Linked DNA regions of Homo sapiens: regions 1, 2 and 3 are each linked to region 4. Evidence: chromatin contacts called from ENCODE Hi-C or POLR2A ChIA-PET data. All regions are on one chromosome and are shown on one strand. Each heading gives the region's core, a stretch centred on a gene start or an enhancer-like site at or near the end of the contact. The rest is flanking DNA. Distances are from core to core; before and after follow the strand shown.

Evidence for each region. Hi-C counts contacts between places; a loop is a spot of excess contacts on that map. ChIA-PET counts read pairs that join two places held with the same protein, here RNA polymerase II (POLR2A). Pooled maps may share reads with other maps.
Region 1: a loop to region 4 is called in a pooled map, with 9 times the contacts of the local background. The contact joins the promoter of EXOC6 here to the promoter of WAPL in region 4. A Hi-C loop is called at or near these places in 5 of 50 pooled maps.
Region 2: a loop to region 4 is called in a map of B cell, with 28 times the contacts of the local background. The contact joins the promoter of CEP55 here to the promoter of WAPL in region 4. A Hi-C loop is called at or near these places in 2 of 168 maps with a recorded cell type or tissue (B cell and naive thymus-derived CD4-positive, alpha-beta T cell) and 6 of 50 pooled maps.
Region 3: a map of B cell shows a loop between it and region 4 (29-fold over the local background). The contact joins the promoter of TMEM254 here to the promoter of WAPL in region 4. A Hi-C loop is called at or near these places in 1 of 168 maps with a recorded cell type or tissue (B cell) and 5 of 50 pooled maps. POLR2A ChIA-PET finds 5 or more read pairs at or near these places in 1 of 52 experiments (A549).

What each region holds. Positions count from the first base shown.
Region 1 is chr10:92,844,860-92,850,498 of GRCh38, forward strand. It overlaps EXOC6 (exocyst complex component 6), which reads left to right and starts at 3,661. Exons shown (of 22, transcript NM_019053.6): 1 at 3,661-3,775. The coding sequence starts at 3,675. RefSeq lists silencers at 3,478-3,627, 3,768-4,107.
Region 2 is chr10:93,492,255-93,498,167 of GRCh38, forward strand. CEP55 (centrosomal protein 55) reads left to right here and starts at 4,358. Exons shown (of 9, transcript NM_018131.5): 1 at 4,358-4,669. RefSeq lists a silencer at 4,177-4,686.
Region 3 is chr10:80,075,936-80,081,457 of GRCh38, forward strand. It overlaps TMEM254 (transmembrane protein 254), which reads left to right and starts at 2,730. Exons shown (of 4, transcript NM_025125.4): 1 at 2,730-2,851. The coding sequence starts at 2,765. It overlaps TMEM254-AS1 (TMEM254 antisense RNA 1), which reads right to left and starts at 3,258. Exons shown (of 4, transcript NR_027432.1): 1 at 2,792-3,258.
Region 4 is chr10:86,519,289-86,524,815 of GRCh38, forward strand. It overlaps WAPL (WAPL cohesin release factor), which reads right to left and starts at 2,504. Exons shown (of 19, transcript NM_015045.5): 1 at 2,077-2,504. It overlaps WAPL-DT (WAPL divergent transcript), which reads left to right and starts at 2,659. Exons shown (of 2, transcript NR_186498.1): 1 at 2,659-3,121; 2 at 3,221-5,527. RefSeq lists silencers at 1,998-2,417, 2,558-3,117.

The DNA of each region.
Region 1 (5,639 bases), core at 2,411-4,910, 6.3 Mb after region 4:
CTGACATCTAGTAAGAGATGAGTTGGAATTTGAATTCAAGTAGTTAAATGCCAGACCAGAGCAGTTGCACTCTACAACCTCATTCTGAGGGAGGCGCTTTCCCAAGACAGGTCATTAGTCTGTAGATAAAAGGCGCAAAGTTAAGTTCCTAATGACTAAGAGTTTATTTACAAGTCAAATCCTTACTTTGCCAATTACTTTTATACTGGACACAAAATGCATCTCCTGTCCTGCTGGTCTTCCTGGTGTATCTTTCTTCTTCCAGGAGTCCTGAAAAGAGATTTTGGATTGATCTCTGGAAGTCAATATCCACTGCCAAAAAATAATTCCACATGCATCTGCAATCTGCCTGTCTGTGCCCTGCTACTCCGCAACCTTCTCAGTGCAGACGTTAAATCATTCACTCCTTGGGGCTGGGCGTGGTGGCTCATGCCTGTAATCCCAGCACTTCAGAAGGCCAAGTCAGGGCAATCACTTTAGGGAAGGAGTGTGAGACCAGCCTGGCCAACATGGTGAAAGCCCATCTCTACTATAAATACAAAAATTAGCTGGATGTGGTGACATGTACCTGTAATCCCAGCTACTCAGGAGACTGAGGCAGGAGAATCGCTTGAAAGCGGGAGGCAGAGGTTGCAGTGAGCCAAGATCGCACCACTGCACTCCAGCCTGGGCAACAGAGAGAGACTCCATCTCAAAAAAAAAAAAAAAAAAAAATCATTTATCCCTTGGATAGGCTTCCCCCACCCCACATTGACATATTTGATATATCTATGTCCATGATTAAAATGTACAGTTAGGGCCGGGGACGGTGGCTCACGCCTGTAATCCCAACACTTTAGGAGGCCGAGGCGGGCAGATCACCTGAGGTCGGGAGTTTGAGACCAGCCTGACCAACATGGAGAAACCCAGTCTCTACTAAAAATACAAAATTAGCTGGGCGTGGTGGCACGTGCCTGTAATCCCAGCTACTCCGGAGGCTGAGGCAGGAGAATCACTTGAACCCAGGAGGCGGAGGTTGCAGTGAGCCAAGATCACGCCATTGTTACCCAGCCTGGGTAACAAAAGCGAAACTCTGTCTCGAAAAAACCAACCAAACAAACAAAACAAATGTGCAATTAGTTATTTAGGACATTTAGCTTTGAATTCTTAGCTAAAACCTCCAGGTACTCACGGAACTGTCAGAAGTCTCAGAGGGAACCAGCAAAAACTGTTTCAGAAGGAGAAGTGGTAAATGGACTTCCTTCCATGTTCACTTGAATTTCGGGGAAGATACTGCTGCTTATGTTGAAGTAATCTCTATGGGCAGGTGTTGAAACAGGGCTGGCCTGAGGAGTGCCTAAGCAGGGCTGGTTTCCCAGAGCAGGGGCACTTGGAGCCAGCTTTGGAATAAAAGGTATCAGGACTGGTGAAGAAAAGGGGTAGAGTTCTAGGGAAGGAATGATCAGGAAAGTAATTCCCCAGCTGGAGACATTGGTCAAATAGGAAACTGGCCTGTGCCACATGCCCTGCTCTCCTCATTTTGCTCATTATCATAGTTCACCGCAGCCTCGAACTCCTGGGCTCAAGCAATCCTCCTGCCTCAGCCTCCCAAAGCTCTGGGATTATAGGTGTGAGCCACTGTGCTCGACCTAAGAAGTTCTTGAGAGGGGAAAATAACCTTTTGAAAATTGAAACTGAAACATAAAAAAAAGAAGACAAATTTTATCCCCTCCCACAAAAAGAATGAAAAGCTAGGTCTCTCTGCAGGAAATGGAAGACTGTCTTAGCTCAATGGATGTGTATAGCTGGAATCCATTGCTCTGAAGATTCCAGATTAATAGGAAGGAGGGCATTAGCAATGTTTTATAGGGCCCTTCCTAAGTTTGGTAGGCAGTGGGTCCCACTGATGCTCACATTCTAATCCCTGGAACCTGTGCATATGTTATTTTTACATGACAAAGGGGGTATTGCATATGTGATTAAGGTTAAGGACCCTGAGATGGAAGATTATCCTGGATTAAATGGTTGGGTCCACTCTAATCATATGGGTCCTTAAAAACTGAGCATCTTTTCCAGCCTAAGTCAGAGTCAGAGGAAGATGTGACCACAGAAGAATGGTCAGAGAGATGTAATGCTGCTAGCTTTGAAGATGGAGGAAGGGGGCCACAAGCCAAGGTATGTGGGTGGCCTCTAGAAGCTGGAAAAGGCAAAGAAACAAATTCTCCCGCAGAGTCTCTAGCAAGGAACACAGACATGCTGACACCTTGATTTTTAGCCCAGTGAGACCTGTGACAGACTTCTAACGTACAGAACTGTAAGATAATATGTCTGAGTCATTTTAAGCTACTCAATTTGTGGTGATTTGTTAAAGCAACAATGGAAAACTCATACACCATGGGACAGCAATATGAGGCAGACACTGCCATTGTCATTTACAGTCATTTAACTGACATATAAAAGAACTAGGTTCTTGCCCAATGTCACACAGCTGTCAAGTGATATTAATCCAAGAATTAATGTCTTCGGACACTGGTCTTCAGAGCTCATGCTCTAACTATTGCACAATACCACCTCCCAGGATGTTTGTGGGGAGGAGGCTGGAGGTAGGTTTCAAGTAAAAGCTCACTAAGGGTGAGTGAGTTACACAGCTGGATAAAGAGCTTGGTTGACTCAAAGGGAAGCTTTTCAAAGCCCTGGATTAATGTAGAGCAGAAAGTAGTTGTTCCTCAGGCTAGGTTTCCATTCTGTTCCTGTTTAGTCTTCCTTCCTCCCTGCTTTGATCATGACAAACTGGTTTACTCAGTGTCCCACAAACATGTCATTAAGCACGACTTTTTTCTACACTGATACCTTTGTCCAAGCCTCCCTGCCTCTCTCTCCCACCTCCCTGCTGCTAACCCCCTTTCAAGAGCTCTCACCCCTTCTCAACCCAGCTACTCTGACCTGGGGGCACCTGAGTTCACGGACTTTGGTATGAATTACACATCGCCCTGGGCCTTTTTTTTTTTTTTTTTTTTTGGTATCTCTGCCATCAAGTGTCTTAACTTCTCATCATTTAATTTTTTATGTCGCTTATAATTTATTTCCAAGTTGACTGGCCGCTGTGGACTTCTTGCAGGCGGGGACATGAATCCACCTGGAGCGGTCTTCATGGTCAACTGGGATCTTTATTCGTTCCTAAAATAAATCTTACTATCACATGCAATTTTGCTTTTCGTGAGTGCATGTTTTCCTTTCTCTGACTCCCCACGACCCAGAGTACATCAGGCCCTTGTTAAATGTCCCCGTGGCTCTTATTACAGATTCAGGGTGATGATCTGAGTGTCCACCTTGCTGATTACTACGGTACCCCCGCGTGTGGCACAGGGTGTGGCACACACAGAAGACAAGGAGATATGTTAAAGCCCAAAGGCCAGGCACAAGACGCCCAGGAGGGACTAGTCGCGAGAGAGGGCAGGAGGCCAGCTGGGTACCCGGCCGCCGCCCGTAGCCCCAGCTCACAGCCCCCGCTCACTCCTGCAGGTGCGGGGGCGGGAACCGGGTCGCGCGCCTTCTGCCCGGCGTTCCGCGCGCCCCCGCGCCGCCGGCCCGAGCGCCCCGCCCCCGCCCCGCCCCTTCGCGCTCGCGCCACTTGGAGCTCGCCCCCGTCGTTCCCGCGGCGCCGCGCCTCGCTGGCTCCTCAGCTTCCAGCCAAAATGGCGGAGAACAGCGAGAGTCTGGGCACCGTCCCCGAGCACGAGCGGATCTTGCAGGAGATCGAGAGCACCGACACCGCCTGTGTGGGGCCCACCCTCCGGTAAAGATCTCATCCCACCGGGACTTCGGCCCCCCGCCCCACGCCGGCCGCTCCTCACGAGCCGGGCGGGGCGTCCGCCGCCGGCCGCGCGCGAAGCTCCCCGACAGGTGGTGCGCGCGGGGGCGGGCGGGGGCGCTCGCGGGTGGCGGAACTCTAGCCGGTACCCGGGCGGGACCGAGAAGGCGGCTGCACCTGTCGGCGCGGCCTGCCTCCACCGCTGTAGCTGTCACCCCGCAGCCGGTGGGTGTGGCTGCTGCAGGGTCTCTAACCCCGGGCCCCGCGCTGCGGCCCCGCGTTCTCCTCCTGGCTGCGGCCCCCGGGCCCGAGGACACTTCTGGGGCCTGCCCCCGTCTCGCTCGTGGTGGGGCTGAGGGCTGCTCGGCCGCGGGCATGCCAGGCTAGGGTCGACAGCAGGCACCCGGCGTGACGGAGGTGCCAGGTCGCGCGCGGGTGGAAAGCCTGGCGCGCCGGGCTGCCGCGGGCGTGGGAGAATTGAAATTGAGCGGGAGACGCCGGCCCGCTTTCCCCCTACTCCCCCGCGCGGCCGCAGTGGGCGAGAAGAGAGCGTGGGCTGGAGAAGAGAGCGTGGGCTGGAGGAGAGCAGCTGCTTGCTGCTTGGGAACACGCTAGGGTGACCCTGCGCTCGCGGGATCTAAGCTGCTTTGGAGGCAGAACAGCTTTTACTTATTTACAAACATTTCATTAAAATTGCATTAATTTTTCCGTTTAAATCGAGTTCCTCCCCATTCATTTTAAGAATAGTACTAGGTAATGCATATTCCATGCCAAACTGAGTACCTGCTGTTCCAATAGAATATTATTAGCCAGGCAACGTAATGAGCCATGGGTTAGGTTAGGCACTGTCTTCAAGAATAAGTTCCTTTTACATATAAGGTTTCATCTTTTGGAGTGATAATAATGATAAATGAAGTTATTATTCACTTAGGGAACTTGAGACTGATTATGCTTTATCATTAGTATTCTTCAGAATACACTTCCTAGAATAGAGCGCTGTACAGTTTGTGGACCTGTGAATATAGTGTAAATTGAAGCCAGTTCAAGTTATGTAAATACACCTTGCCCTTAAGAGTCAGGAGGCCTGGGTTCTTGTTTTGCCCTAATTCTGCCTCTGATGAAATGTGCAGTCATGGAAAAAAATTATTTAACCTCTCTGGATCTCGGTTTCCTTATTTGTAGAATGGGGAGGGGAGAGTATTCAGATGCCCAGGAAACTCAGAACATTAGGGACCTTGCCTATTTGTTCACTACTGTATCCCTAACACCAAGCATGTGGTAGGCATGTTATAAATTTTTGTCACATAAGGTTTCTGCTATGATATGATAATGCATAATTAGTGCATTTCCTTAATTTTCCAACATTATTATTTCTTTTAATAAACTGTATACTTGGTAATGAAAGAAGTAAGATTAAAAGGAAGCTTTGTTTTCATCACTGCATCTTGAAACTGAGAGTGCAGTGTGTGATAAAGTTACTAGAGTAGTTTATTTGTGAAAATAGTACTGGTTATGAAGGAGGTGCTTCATCTTAGGAAAATGTGCTAGGTAGTGTCCTTGAAAAAAGATGAAATTAACTTAGAAGAAAAATTTGAAATATATTGAGAGATTTTTGGGACACTCAGGAACAGAATATGTGTATTCATAGTGTTATTCTGTTCTTTTTTGCTGGGCAGTTGTTTCAACTGGCTCATTTTGTTTGAACCCACTCTCTTTTCTTTAGCAATCCCTGGTGACTCATACTTATCCCATATATATGTATATTTGTGTCTCATTTATAAGCAGACGCTTTTTGCACACATATAGAGGGTACTGCTAGCAGTCTTTTCTCTTGAACATTGTTTAAGCT
Region 2 (5,913 bases), core at 3,108-5,607, 7.0 Mb after region 4:
CGTGCTCTTCATTCTTACACATACCTCATGGTGACAGGGACCTATTGGAGATGTATTTTTCAGCAGGGAAGTGGAGCGATTGGATTGCCTATTAATACCCTGGTTACAAATGAAATGTTTTAGTTACCATGCAGACTTAAATTTTAATAGGAGCTAAAATAGGCCAGGCTCAGTGGATCATGCCTATAATCCCAGCACTTTGGGAGGCCAAGGTGGAAAGATTGCTTGAGGCCAGGCCAGGAGGATTGCTTGAAGAAGTTTGAGACCAGCCTGGGCAATATAGTGAGACCTCATCTCTTAAAAAAAAAAAAAAAAAAAAAAAGGACCTAAAGCGGGCAGAGCAGTCAGGGCCTGCCCTCTCAAAATAGGATGCACCCCAAATCAAGAACCAAGTCAGGAAGTATCACTGACTGCCTAAGAAGAATTCTCTCATATGAGATTAGCCGCCTGCCCCTGAAATGATTTTCAGATATGTTGCTTGCTGATAGAGCTGCAGTGATCACAGCTAAGTGCTGAGGGGATCTCCCTATTTGCCGATTTAAAATGCAGCCCTTCCTGGCTGAAGATAAACTTTAGGAAAGAGCAGGGGGTCTACCCTGAAAAGGTGCTGAGCTCTAAAAGCATGCTTCTGGTGCATTATTTTAAGTAAGGTGCATCCTTTTAGGTAATTAAGGAATATCGATAACAGAAAGGAAAGAGAGTAAAGCATTTGTCTGTTTCTCCGTAATAGTTTAGATCAGACGAGACTCTGATCAATTCATCCTTGATCTAATTCGCTCAATCACTGTGGTTCTTCTAGGTGCTCAGGATATGGTGGCTGGCAAAATCAGATGTGGCCCCTACCTTCAAGGATTTTGCAGCCTAGTGAGGGGAAAAGATACCAACCAAAGAATCACTCTCAAATAAATGTGCAATTATAAGTGTGGTGAGTGGTTGGAGAAGTACAAGCTAAAGCGAGGACATCCCTGCAGCAGTGAGAACTAAGATTTTCCGGGGAAGTAGGAAAGGAGATAACAGTGGAGAATTCCAGACAGGGCCTGTGGAAAAGCCCCGAAGGCAGGAAGGAGTCTGCCTGGTCAAGGAATGAAAGGTGTCAAGCATGGCTGGTTTGGGACTTTGGTCTCCACTAGGCCCCAGAGGACAGATGGAGAATTTTTTTTCCTTATTTTAAGAACAATGGTAAATCAATCAAATGCTTTGTGTTTGCATTGGGAAATAGGTGACAAGATTGCATTTGCATTATTTAAAAGAAAAAATCCCTGCTAAGGAGAAATCAGATTGAAAGGAGACAAGAGTTCATTCATTTCTTCTTGTTCTGAATTTAGAGAACATTTATTGTGTGCATTCCAGTGCTGTGCAATAGAAATATAGTATGAGCCACATTTATCATTTTGAATTTTCTAGTCACATCAAAAAAAGTAAAACACATTAGGTGAGATCCGTTTTAATATGTTTCATTTTACCCAATATATCAAAAATACTATCATTTTAACATGTAATAATATAAACAAGTATTAGTGCAATATTTTACATTCTTTTTTCATACTAAGTTTTTGAAATCTGCTGTGTATATTCACACACCTCAATTTGGACATAAAATCTTCCTCAGAAATACTTGATCTATATGTAGATTTCATAAAATTTACAATTGAAAAAACAGGTTTTTGTACCCAGGTTGTTCCAAACATACTTAAAAGTTTTCCAATAAAATAATAATAATAAAAAAAAGAAAAAAATAAGAAAATCAAAAGTTTTTCAATAAATAAACTTTTAGTTTTTAAATTAAGATTAAATAAAGTTAAAAATTCAGTTTCTCAATAACGGTGGCCACATTTCAAGCACTCAGTAGCCATCTATGGCTAGTGCTACCATATTGGATAGATCAGGAGGGACCTTTCCATCACTGCAGAAAGTTGTATTGGACAGTGCAGATCTACACGCTGGTGAGGCCCTGTGTGTTCATTAGCATTGCCTTGGAAGATGTAACCTTCAAAGGTGATAGGTGCTCTAACCTACAACAGCCTCCCTATTTCCATTTAATATCTTTAAACCCATTCAGCAGCCTTTTGATCCTGTTTTGGTTTCCCAAGAACAGGTTCCTACTGGGAAGAAAATGAGCTCACCTGCTTAGATAAATATCTAGTCTGCTTGGCTGTTACATTTCTCTTTACATGAATAAAGATGAGTTTCCCAATCTTCATCCTAGACTATCCCTGAGTGAACTATCAACATCAAAGTACTTGTGAGATCTTGTGGAAACTACCAGCTCTTCACAACCTCATGACTGGCAGCTCCTATCTGTAAAGAGCAAACATTAATTTTCAGGGCTAGCAATGGCAATTAGGGAATTTAACAAGCCCCCCAGGCCAATGAGCCTCTTGTTTGCTCCTCTTCCTCAAGGTCCCCACTCACAGGGCGACCTTTAGCCAGAAAAGAAGGTCCTGGAGGGCAGGTGTGGAATTGGAGTGTCTGGCACAGCAGGCCTGGGTGCTGGCTACCCAGGTGCCAGTCCGCCAGGTGCCACCTCTCTCCAGGGTCCCTCCTCCCTCTCCCCCATTTTTTGCTCCCCATTTGGCTTGAAGGTGAACAGGGAAATGTTTTTCTCTATATCTCTTTAAGAATCTTTGTAAATCTCTGTGGAAATTAATTTTGCCCCTCAACTCTGGGCAATGAATAATGTTCACACGATGATTTATCTTTTGCCCTGATTTTTCCCACCCTAATCCCACTTGATACTTTAGTTTACCTTCCCTTCAGAAATGGGAGCTCCTTGGAAGCAGGTACCAAACGTTATCTTGCATTCTGTTTTGGTTTTGTTTCTCTGATTCTTTAAAATTCCCCACATGGTTTTCTCATCCATTCTATTCAGTAACATTTGAGTGTTGCCTTTTGTTTAACAATGGCTAACATCAATTGAACATTTACTAAATGTTAAGCACTTTACATGAATTTCTTTCATGTAAAAAAATTTTAAAGTTTTAAAATTAGAGACAGGGATTGGGTGGGGTGAGAGTGGATCTCTCTGTGTTGCCCAGGCTGGTCTCCAACTCCTGACCTCAAGCAATCCTCGCTCCCCGTCCTCACGTAGTGGTGGGATTACAGGAATTAGCCATTCCACCTGGCCGGATTTCCTCATTTAATCCTTATAACCGAGCTGTGAAGTAAATATTATTATTTGCATCATTTTACACATCGGGAAACCGAGGCTCAAATAGGTTAAATAAATTTATCCAAGGAGACACATCTAGTCAGGGCAGTAAGGAATTAAATCTAGAAAGTCCTAATCTAGAGTTTATAACCTTTGTACAATATTGTGTACCTAGGATGTTTTGCTACTGTGTATCTACTGTTTTAAATCTCCAGCGAGTTTATGCTGGGTCTAGGAGAGAAAGGGAGGCCCTGCTAAACATTTCATGTGCTTCTTCTCTCAGCAGTAACGTTCTCAAAGCGGCTAATCAAGAGCTAGAATCGATCAATAGATAGATATCAGGCTGGAGGGTAGCAGTCTGGTCTGAAAGCCGGTCCGCTAGCATTCATAATCTCAGCGTTCAACCTGGGCGTGCCTCTCATCTCTCCCGTTAACACTCCCTGCTGTGCTGCTGATTTTTGGCAGTAATCCCAGCACTTTAGGAGGCCGAGGTGGAAGGATCACTTGAAGGCAGGAGTTCGTGATCAGAGTGGGAAACAAAGTGAGACCACCCCCCCCCCCCCCCACTCCGCTGTCTGTATAAAATTTTTTAATAAAAAATTAGCCGGGCGTGGTGGCGTGCGCCTGTAGTCTCAGCTACTCGGCAGGCTGAGGCAAGACGATCGCTTGAACCCGGGAGACTGAGGTTGCAGTGAGCTATGATTGCACCACTCCACTCCAGCCTGGGCGACAGAGTGAGACCCGAGGGGATGACAAGGGGGCTGTGCTCCTTTGTGAAATCCCGTTGTCCCAGGGCAGGAGGGGCCGCACTTCACACAGGGAGAATCTATGCTCAAGAGCGCAGAACTAGTTCGTCTCGGTCCATCGTCACTGGTTTTATCCCATTAAAAATAGTAATTTGCTTTCTCCTAAAAGCGTATAAACACAAAACCAGCCCCTGACTGCGAGACACCAAGCTTGTTTAGGTCTAAGCCCGCAGAGAACCCCCGATCCCAGAATTAGCTGGCGGGCCCGGGAGGAAGTGTTCCCGCCCTCTGTCCCGCCCCGCGGCCCCAGCCACTTCTCGGCCCGCCCTCAGGTTTACTCTCCGCCCTTCAAAGGCGGCAGCCAATCGGGGAGCCGCGTCCCCGCCGCGCGCGCGCTGCTCCTCCTTCTTGCGGGCCGCGCCCTGCCGGCAGTGACGTGCCCCGCCCTGCAGCCGCGGGATTCAAACTCCCGGAAGCGGCATCCACACCTGATGGTGTGACTCGGCCGACGCGAGCGCCGCGCTTCGCTTCAGCTGCTAGCTGGCCCAAGGGAGGCGACCGCGGAGGGTGGCGAGGGGCGGCCAGGACCCGCAGCCCCGGGGCCGGGCCGGTCCGGACCGCCAGGGAGGGCAGGTCAGTGGGCAGATCGCGTCCGCGGGATTCAATCTCTGCCCGCTCTGATAACAGTCCTTTTCCCTGGCGCTCACTTCGTGCCTGGCACCCGGCTGGGCGCCTCAAGACCGTTGTCTCTTCGATCGCTTCTTTGGACTTGGCGGTGGGTATCATCTCCTTACAGATAGGCGCAGAGAGGCCAAGTGACTTGCCCAAGGTCTTTTGTTAGGACGGCTTTTTCCGATTGGCAGGCACTTTCGTTGTGTGTTCCTCAAACATCTTTATTTTAGAAGTGAGAAAACTTGTGCCTTTTTTTGCAGTTTCTCTTTTCCTGTCTGTCTCCTCAAGTGAGATTTTATGTGGGAATTTTTAAAGATTGGCGTCGCCTTGTAGAAGATGCGGCTTGTAATTGAGGCCTTGTACCATTTACTGGATGGAAGCGCTTGTTTGGTCACCTGTCCAGCATGACTTAGGTCACTTCAGCTAATCAACCAATCATTTCTTTTCTTTTTTCTTTTTTTTTGAGATGGAGTCTCGCTCTGTCACCAAGGCTGGAGTGCAATGGCACGATCTTGGCTCACTGCAACCTCTGCCTCCTGGGTTCAAGCGATTCTCCTTCCTCAGCCTCCTGAATAGCTGGGACTACAGGCGTGCGCCACCACGCCCGGTTAATTTTTGTATTTTTAGTAGAGACAGGGTTTCGCCATGTTGGGCAGGCTGGTCTCGAACTCCTGACCTCAGATGATCCACCTGCCTCGGCCTTCCAGAGTGCTGGGATTACAGGCGTGAGCCACCGCGCCCGGCCCCAATCAACCAATCATATCTGAGGGCTTGCTGTTAGGCTCTGTGGGTAACAACAACAACAACAAAAATCAAAGTGCAGTCCTTGAAAAAATAGTTGAACAATTGAAAAAATAAAAGGTTAGCAGGAAGTGTAATTGGGTACTAGATTGTGTAGGGGTGGGGGTGGGGCAGCTATATCGTTTGTTAAGAGTTCACAGAGGGAAGGCATGCTGAGGAAGGTTTGAACTGGGGGAACCCTGTGGATGACTGGAATAGGAAATACAGGGAAAGGTGGCCGGGCGCGGTGGTTCACGCCTGTAATCCCAGCACTTTGGGAGGCCGAGGCGGGCAGATCACTTGAGGTCAGGAGTTCGAGACTAGCCTGACCAATATGGTGAAACCTCATCTCTACTAATAGATAAAAAAAAATTAGCCAGGCGTGGTGACGCGCACCTGTAGTCCCAGCTACTCAGGAGGCTGAGGCAGGAGAATCCCTTGAACCCGGGAGGCGGAGGTTGCAGTGATCTGAGATAGTGCCACTGCACTCCAGCCTGGGCGACAGAGCGAGACTCTGCCGCCCCTAACGCCCCGCCCCCGCCAAAAAAAAAAAGAAAGAAACAGAAA
Region 3 (5,522 bases), core at 1,480-3,979, 6.4 Mb before region 4:
AACTGTACTTGAAAAAGATGATCCTGTTATTTGTCAGACAGATTCAATAAAGGGACTGCATGTGGGCTGAAGTGGCAGGAAGTAGGAAGGAGTGACTGACTCATGAGACAGTGGAGATGAAGCCATGATTTAATCTAGAAGGATTAGATATTGTATTACCCAATCAGTAGAACTCTTGACAGCTGATTAGTCTGCAATCTTTATATGATATGGGGGAAGTCAAAGCAAGGAATCTGGGTACAAGGTAGAAAGAAAGTGCTGTTCACATAGAGTAGGCCGGGCGAGGTGGCTCATACTTGTAATCCCAACACTTTGGGAGGCCGAGGCAGGCAGATCACCTGAGGTCAGGAGTTCGAGACCAGCCTGGCCAACATGGTGAAACCCCGTCTCCACAATTAGCCAAGCGTGGTGGTGCACACCTGTAATCCAAGCTACTCAGGAGGCTGAGACAGGGGAATCACTTGAAGTGGGGAGGCAGAGGTTGCAGTGAGCCGAGATCGCAACACTGCACTCCAGCCTGGGCAACAAGAGCAAAACTCCATCTCAAAAAAAAAAAAAAAAAAAAAAAAAACCACAGACAGGGTAGCCTTGGTGAGGATGGACTCTGTGGATAATGATAATGGACTTCTTGTCTTTGAGGTGTGAGTAATCTTTGGTAAAGGTGACCAACTGGGAAGAGGTGAGGGCTGAAGAGATTATTTTAGTCAGCTGAAGGTGAAAATTGAATCTGATAGGTACTGAAAACACAAAGAAGATAATAAGCAAAACTTATTCTAGGAGAGAAGAAAGAAAAGGAAAGCTGAGAAAACAAGGAGTTATTCAGAAGGAGGAGAAGAATAAAGAGGGTGGTGTGATCAAGGATGATAAGGACTAAGAAAACACCAATTGTTACAATTGTTACTGTTAATCTTGATATTCAAGAGCACTGTGGTCTACCTGGGAAATGGATTTCCTCACATATTCTGAAATTCATTCTTTAAGACTTTATATCCCAAGATACTCACGTAAAAAATGAGGAAAGAGAACCTTGGTTGGTTCCAGAGTGCCCTCTCTGGAACTGGAACACTCAGCTGCCAATTGTTTTCCAGTATTCCTCACCCACTTGGGCATGACAGGACCCTGTGCTGTTTCTTCTTCTTTGAAATAAGGACAATAGTTTACTGCCTAGGATTGTTTTAAGAATTAAATTAGTTAATTATTGTATAGTACTTAGAACAATGCCTTGAACATAGTAGGTGTTCAATAAATACCAGCTACAGTATAGTAACTTTTTTTTTTTTTTTTTGACGGAGTCTCACTCTATAGCCCAAGCTGAAGTGCAGTGATTGGATCTCGGCTCACTGCAACCTCCGCCTCCGGTGCTCAAGCAATTCTCGTGCCTCAGCCTCCCAAGTAGTTGGGACTATAGACACGCGCCACCACCCCCAGCTAATTTTTTGTATTTTAGTAGAGACAGGGTTTCACCATGTTCTCCAGGGTGGTCTCGAACTCCTGAGCGATCCACCCACCTCGGCCTCCAAAAGTGCCAGGATTATAGGCTTGAGCCACTGCGCTTGGCCAGTAACCCATTTTTAAGGCCCAGGTGAAATAGTTTTTCTATTTCTATGATTTTCTATTTCTATGATTAAATAGTGTTTAATCAGACACTTCAGCTGCATATACCTCCCACAGCTCATTGATGATACAACAGTTCGCACAGGGCCTGGCACACATGCTAAAGGCTCAGCAGTATTGATAATCACCCACACTTACAAAGCACTATGGGCCAGACACTGCTGTGCTTTCTTTACAGATATCAACTCATTTAACCCACCCTAAAAACCCTGAGGTTCCCAAAACTGGCATATCCTCATGTTACAGATACAGAAACTAAGACACAGCCGGGCTAAGTAATTAATCTAAGCTTACACAAATAGCCGAGACAGAGCCAGGACTTAAATCCAGGCAGCCTGTTTCACAGTCCCTGCTCATAACCATGGTGCTGTATAGTTCCAAACATCTTAACTAATGAGGACAGCATTATTTCTCAAGGTGCACAGCACAGAGAACTTCAAAAATTAGACTCTTAGTAAAACACCATCTTTTTTTTTTTTTTTTGAGACAGGGTCTTGCTGTGTTGCCCAGGCTGGAGTGCAGTGGCGTGATCTGGGCCCACTGCAACCTGCACCTCTCAGGTTCAAGAGAGTCTTGTCTCAGCCTCTGGAGTTGCTGGGACTACAGGCAGGCACCACCGCGCCCAGCAAATTTTTTGTATTTTTAGTACAGACGGGGTTTCACCATGTTGACCACGCTGGTCTCAAACTCCTGACCTCAAGTGATCTGCCCGACTCGGCCTCCCAAATTGCTGGAATTTATTCCAACACCTCATTCATTCATTCATTCATTCGAGACAGAGTCTAGCTATGTTACCCGGGCTGGTCTCAAACTCCTGGGCTCAAGGGATCTTTCTACCTCAGCCTCCCAACGTGCTGAGATTACAGGGACACGCCACCGCGCCAGCCCGAACATCTTTATCTTAAACCCAGAAAAGTGACAGGAGTGTCTCCCCTACAAGATGATGACCAGCCCTCCAGACCTGAGCCCAGGTGTGATTCCAAGGCCCCTGTACTGGGGCCAGACAGGGAGACTCGCTCTCAGGGACTTCCCAACCAGCACCATCTTCTCCCTGCGGGGATGGCGAGGGAGCGCGGGCCGGCCCCGGCCCTGCCTCCGCGCTCGCGCTCGACGGTGTCCTGAAGCGCGCTCCCGGGGAGGTGTTGCAGCCATGGCTACGGCAGCCGGCGCGACCTACTTTCAGCGAGGCAGTCTGTTCTGGTTCACAGTCATCACCCTCAGCTTTGGCTACTACACAGTAAGGACAGCCGCTGGAGCGCTACGGTCTGACGAACGAGCGAGCGCTCGGTTCACCCCAGGACCTGGGCTCACAGGCCGCGGGCCGGGGGAAGTCGTGCAAGCACAATCCCGACTCCCGCGCGCTAGGAGCGGAGGGGAGGGGACCAGACTCCGCAATGAGAGCAAGCATACTGGTCCGCCAGGGTCTTGGGCGGGCGCCCAGGGCCCTGAGAAACCGGCTAGCCAGGCTTTTCTTATATGGGGGCGGGGACGGCTGGGGAGCTCCCAGCCAACTCTGTGTCTGGGTTTTTCAAGAGGATGGTGAAGTCGGAGGCCAGCAATGCGGCTACCGCCTATTTCCGTCCAGCAAGACCCTTGCCCTCTCTGGTCACAGTCCTGGGGCTGGGCTACTTCGCGGTGAGGCGTGGGGTGGGGCGGGGCGGGCCTCTGTTTTGGCCCGCCGGGCCCTCGTAGGGCGAGGGGAGCTCTGGGAACGGGGCCTGTGCGCACGCGCATCTGACGGTTGTCTCGGTTACTCATGTAAGCGGAAATTCGGTGGGCTCTTAGGATAGTTTCTGCTTTCTAGTGTTCCTGTCTTTGGGTCCTCACCTCTGCATGGTTACTAACGGGTTATCCGAGCCTAAGCCTCTCACGAAGCGGAAAGTCAAGTTAACAGACTGCCATAGGCCTGCCAAGTCAGAATAGGGCTTCCGAAGCAGAATGTTTGAGCCAATAGGAATTGTTTGGAAAACGGGGATAAATCTAAAGGATGGGTAGGATTTAAGTGGTAAGGGAGGATAAAGAGGCTATAACTGTTCTGACATAGGTGTGGAAGCAAGAAGAAAGCTGTACCTAGAAAAAGAGCGACGTTTGTTTGGCTGAGAAATAATCTGTTTAAAGGATAACGAGAAAGATGCGTGGAAAAGTAGGTTGGGGGCTAAGGTGGTAGTTTTGTGTTTTTTTGAGACGGAGTCTCGCTCTGTCACCCAGGCTGGAGTGCAGTGGGGCGATCTCGGCTCACTGCAACCTCTGCTTCCCAGGTTCAAGCGATTCTCATGTCTTTACCTGTAGCTGGGATTACACTATGCCCAGCTATTTTTTTGTGTTTTTAGTAGACATGGGTATTGGTGAGGCTGGCCTCGAACTCCTAACGTCAAGTGATAAGGTGGTAAAATTTTGAAGGAAGGCGAAGCTATTTGGGTATACCAATAGATCCTGGAGATTGGAGATTTGTCTTGTCCACAGTGTTGTTTGTTGGTGTCAAATCTGACAACCTATGTCCTGATTTCCCCATATGTACAATGGAGGTGTTGAACTGAAAATTTTCAAAGGTGCATTTCTGTTCTACGATTTAGTGTCTGTGACTAGTTAGAATATAGTTGGAGGAAAGCTTTGGGGACTTCAAATTGGGATCTTGTGGAGCTGGCAGATGCTCCCCTTTCCCTTTGGTTTGGGAGGATGCAGTGATATTTGTGCATTATTTAACTTTCAGATGTGAAACAACATCGTGAGAGAGGTAGTACTGCTCTTGACAAAGATTTGAATGGGACAATACATTTTGAAACTGTTGAGTTATTCTCAGAAAAGTCTTAGCTGACAGAAGTTACAATACAGAGGCTGAAAGTTAAGATTACGAAAAATTTATGTGATTAAGCAGTTGCTATTAAAATGTCACAACCTTATCTCACTTATTTTCCATCTCTATGCAGTGGATCATTCTCAGTTTTAGCCGTACAAAAAGGGAAAGCCGAGAAAGGAATTCTAAATTAAACAGAGGTTTGGCTGGAGCCAGTTTCTGCAGTAAAGAAACTAGCCAAAGCACATAAACTCAAAATTTGCTAATATCTTTTATAAAATAATGGTTTTGGTGGAATGTATTAATAGGAGTCAGCCAGGCATGGTGGTTCACCCCTGTAATCCCAGCACTTTGGGAGGCCGAGGCGGGCAAATCGCTTGAGCCCAGGAGTTCGAGACCATCCTGGGCAACATGGCAAAACCTCATCTCTACACACACACACACACACAAAATTAGCCATGGGCAGTGGCTCACACCTGTAATCCCAGCACTTTGAGAAGCCGAGAAGGGCGGATCACCTGATGTCAGGAGTTGGAGATCAGCCTGGCCAACATGGTGAAACTCTGTCTGTATTAAAAATACAAAAATTAGCTGGGCGTGGTGGCATGCACCTGTAGTCCCAGCTACTCTGGAGGCTGAGACAGGAGAGTCGTTTGAATCCGCGAGGCGGAGGTTACAGAGAGCCGAGATCGTGCCACTGCACTCCAGCCTAAGCGACAGAGTGAAACTCCATCTAAAATAAATAAATAAATAAATAAATTAGTCAGTCGTGGTAGCCATGCCTGTATTCCAGCTACTTGGGGAAGCTGAGTTGGGAGGATCGCTTGAGCCCGGGAAGTCAAGGGTGCAGTGAGCCGTGATCAGGCCACTGCACTCAAGCCTGGGTGACAAAGCGAGATCCCTTCTCTACAAAGAAAACAAAAGAAGAAAAGGAAGAAAAAAAGACTTTAAGAGTCATCCACCGTGGGCACTGAGTCTGATAACCACATACTTTCCTCAGCATAAGTCTCCCAGTAGAGTTGCTTTTAGAAAATAGAAGTCATCCTGGCACAGTAGGTCATGCCTGTAATCCCAGCACTTTGGGAGGCCAAGATTGGAGAATTGCTTGAGCCCT
Region 4 (5,527 bases), core at 1,254-3,753:
AACATGAATACATCGAATATAACTTTAAAAAGTGAACAAGGGCCTAAGGAATGAAAAATCATTACTTTGAAAGCTACAAGAATTGAAATTATATTTGACCTATACTTTTGAATATGTTTTGATCTACACTTGTTTTCCCTTGATTAACTTAAATTCTTACCATTTATAATGAGTCACTGTCTGAGTTTTATATAAATTCAGTAGTAGACCCCCCCCCATGTTTGGTGAGAACCCAATTTTAATTTGACAAGGTAATAATTTAGTCATCATACATATCTGCGTTAAGAGAAAACAGTGTTCCTGAAGGAGATGTATTTCATCTTCCACTGCAGCTCTAACACTAACAAGTCTTACTGTCTTTCTTGTTAAGTACAGCCTAAACAAAACAGGATACTGGGCAACTACCACGGACAACAAAATAAAAATCGATTCTCTGTTCCTTCAAGAATGTAAAGCTGAGATCCTGCAGGTCTGTAAGTGTACGTACACATACACACCAACAAAGATGGAATGTTTTGGATTCACTTATGTGCTAATCATCTAAAAATACTAACCAAAGGCCAAACCAAAAATCTAGACTTGAGTTCCTTTATGCCAACATCAGAAAAACTGTTAAAATGGTTCTATAACCACAAAGCATTCACTGTTGAAAGTTTGAAGTCTTCAGATGAATACCTGACACTAAGGACTTAATTATTTTATGTGATAAAAAATAATTTTGTGCTGGCTGGGGGCGGCAGGTCACGCCTGTAATTCCAGCACTCTGGGAAGCCAAGACGGGCAGATCACCTGAGGCCAGGAGTTCGAGACCAGCCTGACCAACATGGAGAAACCACGTTTCTACTAAAAATAGAAAATTAGCCGGGCGTGGTGGCGCATGCCTGTAATCCCAGCTACTCCGGAGGCTGGGGCAGGAGAATCAATTGAACCTGGGAGGCGGAGGTTGCGGTGAGCTGAGATCGCGCCACTGCACTCCAGCCTGGGCAACAAGGGCGAAACTCCGTCTCAAAATAATAATAATAATGATAATAATAATTTTGTGCCAAAAGACCACGTCTTTTACAAATACATAGTGAAATACTGATGAAATAACGTCAGCGATTTTCCAACATTAAGGAATGAGAAGTGTATAGATGAAATAAATTTGTTTAATAGTCACTGCTAAATCCAAGCGATGGGTACAGAGAAGTTCATTATATAATATCTCCTCCTGATTGCCTTTATCGTTTCCCACAATAAAATGTCTTTGCAATGGCATTATCTAAGCGTAAAGCACTACAGATTCCAAAATAAGTGTGCAGACGTCCTTGAAGTTAAATTTTAAGTGTTTCAAGTACACAATCTTGCTCAACCTTTAAACTCCAAAGACTGTCCTAACTAAAAAGGAAAGAATGATTGACGACTAAGTCTTTTCGGTCGTTCGGCTTTTGCCCTAGCCCAAAATCAGGTCGAATTTTGAGAGAAGTGCGCTGTGATTTAAAAAAAAAAAAAAAAAAAAAAAAGCAAAAAGCCTTTATACTTCACTCCCACCCTAATCTAGCGTCTTCCCGATCCCCAAAGGCTTTAAGGGCTTCCATTAAAGATGGAAAGCGGACGGGACGAACCTGACTAACCAGAAATCCTCACCTGGGGACAGCCGGGGCGCCACGGGCAGTGGGCGCGATGGACCCCTCGGACTAGACACTCAATGCAACTTTTCTCCTCCCAACCCGCGCCGCCCAGGAAAGGGAGGTCACTTTCGACGCCCCGGAAGCCTCTGCCACCGAATCCTTAAGGCAGTGCAAGGCCCCAGTGGCGGCCAGAGGCGGATGAAACCACGGGAAAGGACTCGGGGCTGAAATCAACACACTTGACTGGGTTTGGGGAGCTAAGTCAATCAGCAGTCGCCCGAAAAAGAACTCCGAAAAAGGAAAATAAAAGGGGAAAAAAAGAGTTCCTCAGGTCATTCCCCTGCCCAACTTCCTCAGCGGCCCGGTGGGCGAGGCAGTGAGACTTCCACCGCCCGCTCCCAGCCTCTGCCTCCCCCACCCTCCCGGCTCCCTCCCGGCCTAGGCGGCCGCCCGACACCTCACTTACCCTCGGAGCCTGGCGGGTGCTTTGGCCACGGGCCGCCTCCGCCTCTCCCGCTCCCTACGGCCCGCGGGCGGGCGCGGAACCCTCGCGCGGGAGAGCAGGGCCGGCAGGTGAGAGCCGAGAGAGGCGAGGGACTCTGCTTTCGGTAAATAGGAAGCCCGGTTGGGGGGGCAGGAGCGGCGGCCCCGCAACTTCCCTCCCCGCCTCGAGCGCCGCCGGCCGGGCCCAGGCCTAGCTCTCGCTGGCCGCCACTGCTGGAGCTGGTAACAGAGCCTGCTGTGTGCCCCCGCTGGGCCGCCGCCGCCTCCTGCGCCGCCGCTTCCGCCGGTGAATGGTCAGTGCTGGAGTTTGAACAGGGCCCTGAACCATCTCAACGCCATTTGCGCTCCCGGCCCCCACCTCCTTCCTCCAACAGCCGCTCGCTCCGTCACTCCGCTTCCCACAGTCCCCGCGCGGCCGCCCGACCCCGCAGCCAATCGCGCAGCCGCTTACTCAAACCGCCGCGCAGGCGCTGCGCCCCGCATGCTCCGGCGCCCGCCATTGGCCCGGCCGCGGAGCCCGACGGGAGTTGTAGTCCAGGTCCGCGAGGTCGCGGGCCGAGGACCAGGCGCGGGAGCGGGAGCGGGCGACTGGCCGGGCCCTCCCGGTCTCGGCAGCCACTTCTAGCTCCCGGCCCAGCCGGGAGACGCAGGTGCCACGGAGATGGGCAGCCGGGCGGGTGGCGCAGTGCAGGCAGCTGTATCAATCGCTTCCCCTCCAGGGACCCGCCGGTGCCTGGGGACCGCGGGCTGTGCAGCTGTGCCGGGCCTGCGGAGGCCGCCGCCCGGGAGCTGGGAGGCAGGGGGCGCGTGGTCAAGAGCCGCCCTCGACCTGGCCTGGTCGGTCCTGGCCCGGCGTAGGTGACGATGGCGGGGACCGCGAGGCGCCGGACACCCGAGGCCACGAGCAGCGTCGCCCCTCGCTTTTTCGCGCCCCTCCAGCCCTGCAGTCCTTCCTCTAAGTCCGTCTGCCCCTCACCGATTGAAAGTGGCCCCGAGAATATTGGATGGTATTGAGCAATTATCATTAACTTTGTTGGGTGTGGTAACGGTAATGTGGTTATGGTTTTTTGTTTTTTTTTTTTTAAGACCTACTGATGTGTTGACAGAGTGATCTGGTGTCAGGACTGTAAAATACGCCTATGAAAACTGGGGGAGAGGAATAAAACAAGCTGGCAGAACGTTTTTCATCGTTGAAGCTGCGTGATGCGAGCATATGTGCTCATCATACAGTCTCTTTACTTGTGTATCTGAAATTTTCCATAATAAAAAGTTTAAAGAAGTGAACCAGCGATTGCCTCTAGGGAGGACAGTGAGGTGGCGGATGACGGGAGGAAGGAGTCTTAATTTTTCGCTGTACGCCTTTTTGTGCTATCTTAGGTTTTTCCCATTCAATGTGTTACCTAATTCAGAAAATTGGTAAGTTTTTTTTAAGGCTACCATGGGAAAACAGCGTTCTAAAGAGTAGCGCAACCAGTTCCCCCTAAGAGAGGTGCATGATTCGTCGGACTCCGACAGCCTTGGTGTTTGTTAGGCGGTTAATGGAGACCCACCTGGGAAATTAGAAAACTACTAATTGCTTTCAGTGAGAAGCCCGCCCTTCTCCCACAAATGGATAATTTGCTTTTAATGCACCCAGAAGTTATCCAGCTCCCTCCGGTATAATCGGGGAAACTCCAAATAAAGGAAAAATAGTTCAGAGACCCTGCAGCTCTTCCCAAGAGGAATTTAAGGTGGATTTTAGTGTGGTTGGATTGTTTTGCCTACCTGACTGCAGAATTTATATTCTGACATTTACAATTTCCTAAATACTGAATCAGTACTTTTTCTTGTTTCAAAATAAATCAACTTCTTCTGTAGTTTATATGAAAAACAAGTCCATGTCTTCCACTGTGGGTGGGATGCACATGACTGTTTTATTTGGGTCAGTTTTGTCTCTTTTTTTAATTGGCAGTTTAGGAACTTGTTTTTATCATTTTGTTTAAAGATCTTCTGGCAGAGGTGCAGGCTGCACTTACTATAATTATTTAGATGACAAGGTGGTGGGTGGTAATTAAAGGGTAATTATCATCAGAGGCAAAAGGTAAGATCAAAAAACCAGAAGAGGTGAGGAAACAATTGCAAGATCTTCCTGTAGGAGGGTGTCGTGATCCTCCCAAGACCAAAGGATATGTCTATTATGCCTGGCCTCTCTAGTGCTGGACACTTGGCAGGGTCAGTGCCTGCATGAGGCTGAAGTGGAAGGGCTTATTGTTTAGACTGGTGCCTTTTGAGGGCTTTTATGTGATGGTTGTGTTAAGTAATGAAACTTAGTAGTGTCAAATTCTTGCCACTCAAAGAATGATCCCCAATCAGCAGTGTAGCATCACCTGGAAGCCTGTAAGGAACGCATAATTCCTATCCCTCACCCCAGCTCCACTGAATCAGAACCTGCATTTTAACAGGATTCCCCCAGCTGATTGGGCTGCACATTAAAGTTTGACAAGCACTGATTTAAAGTATACCCATAGCATTTGACAGCAATCTAGTATTTTTCGTTAGGATGAGGGAGAGGAAGGGAGATGATTAAGAACCTCCTATGCATCAGGTAAGATGCTAGGCTGTTCAGGGGCCTTGTCTGCTTCCCAGTCCATTACTCTATCTTACAAGTAAGGAAATGGGAAGACTTGTATGTTACAACTAATGAGGGAGTCAAACTTTTTCTTGACGGTTGGATACCCTTTAGTACTTCTTGGTGTTCTTGAATCTGGTAGAAAGTGGTACATGATTTGAGAAGTAAAGTGTGTGTGAGTGTGTGTGTGTGTGTGTGTGTGTGTGTGTATTTAGTCTGTGGAAGCTTAGTATATGAATATTAAGCAGAGCTCTTCTGGGCTCTGTACCCTTGTGTGGCTCACACTAAAGACACCCCTCGGGCCCCTCCTGGAGGGAGTTCAGACTCCTGGCCCTGCAGGCTGTACCACCACCTTAACCCCTTACCTCCCTGCTTCCACTGAGGCAAGCAAATGCCCTGAAGTCCCCTCATTCCCTTACCAGGGCCCTGGGTTCCACACCAGAATGAGCAAACAGAACTCCAGTGTGGGTAACACATGGCTGAACAGCTTTTTGTTGTATTGTTTTTGTTTTCTTAGTTCTCTCAGCTCAGGCTCCATCCCCCTGGCCACCTCAACCCCTAGAATGGTTGTCTCCATTTCATGAGAATCTTCACACTAACATCAAGTAGCCAGTAGGTGCTTTTGGTTTTGCTAGAATGCCTGTGTGCAAGCTCTCAGATACCTGATTTTCTTTCCCCCACTGAATGTTGTGTTTGTCAGAAACTGAAATCATGGATCAGAGCCAAGTTTGTAGTACCCTTAGGAGGGGCCTCTGCCCTCCTGTGTGCTGCCTGGGTGAGGACAGAACCCCCTAACCTGGAGCTC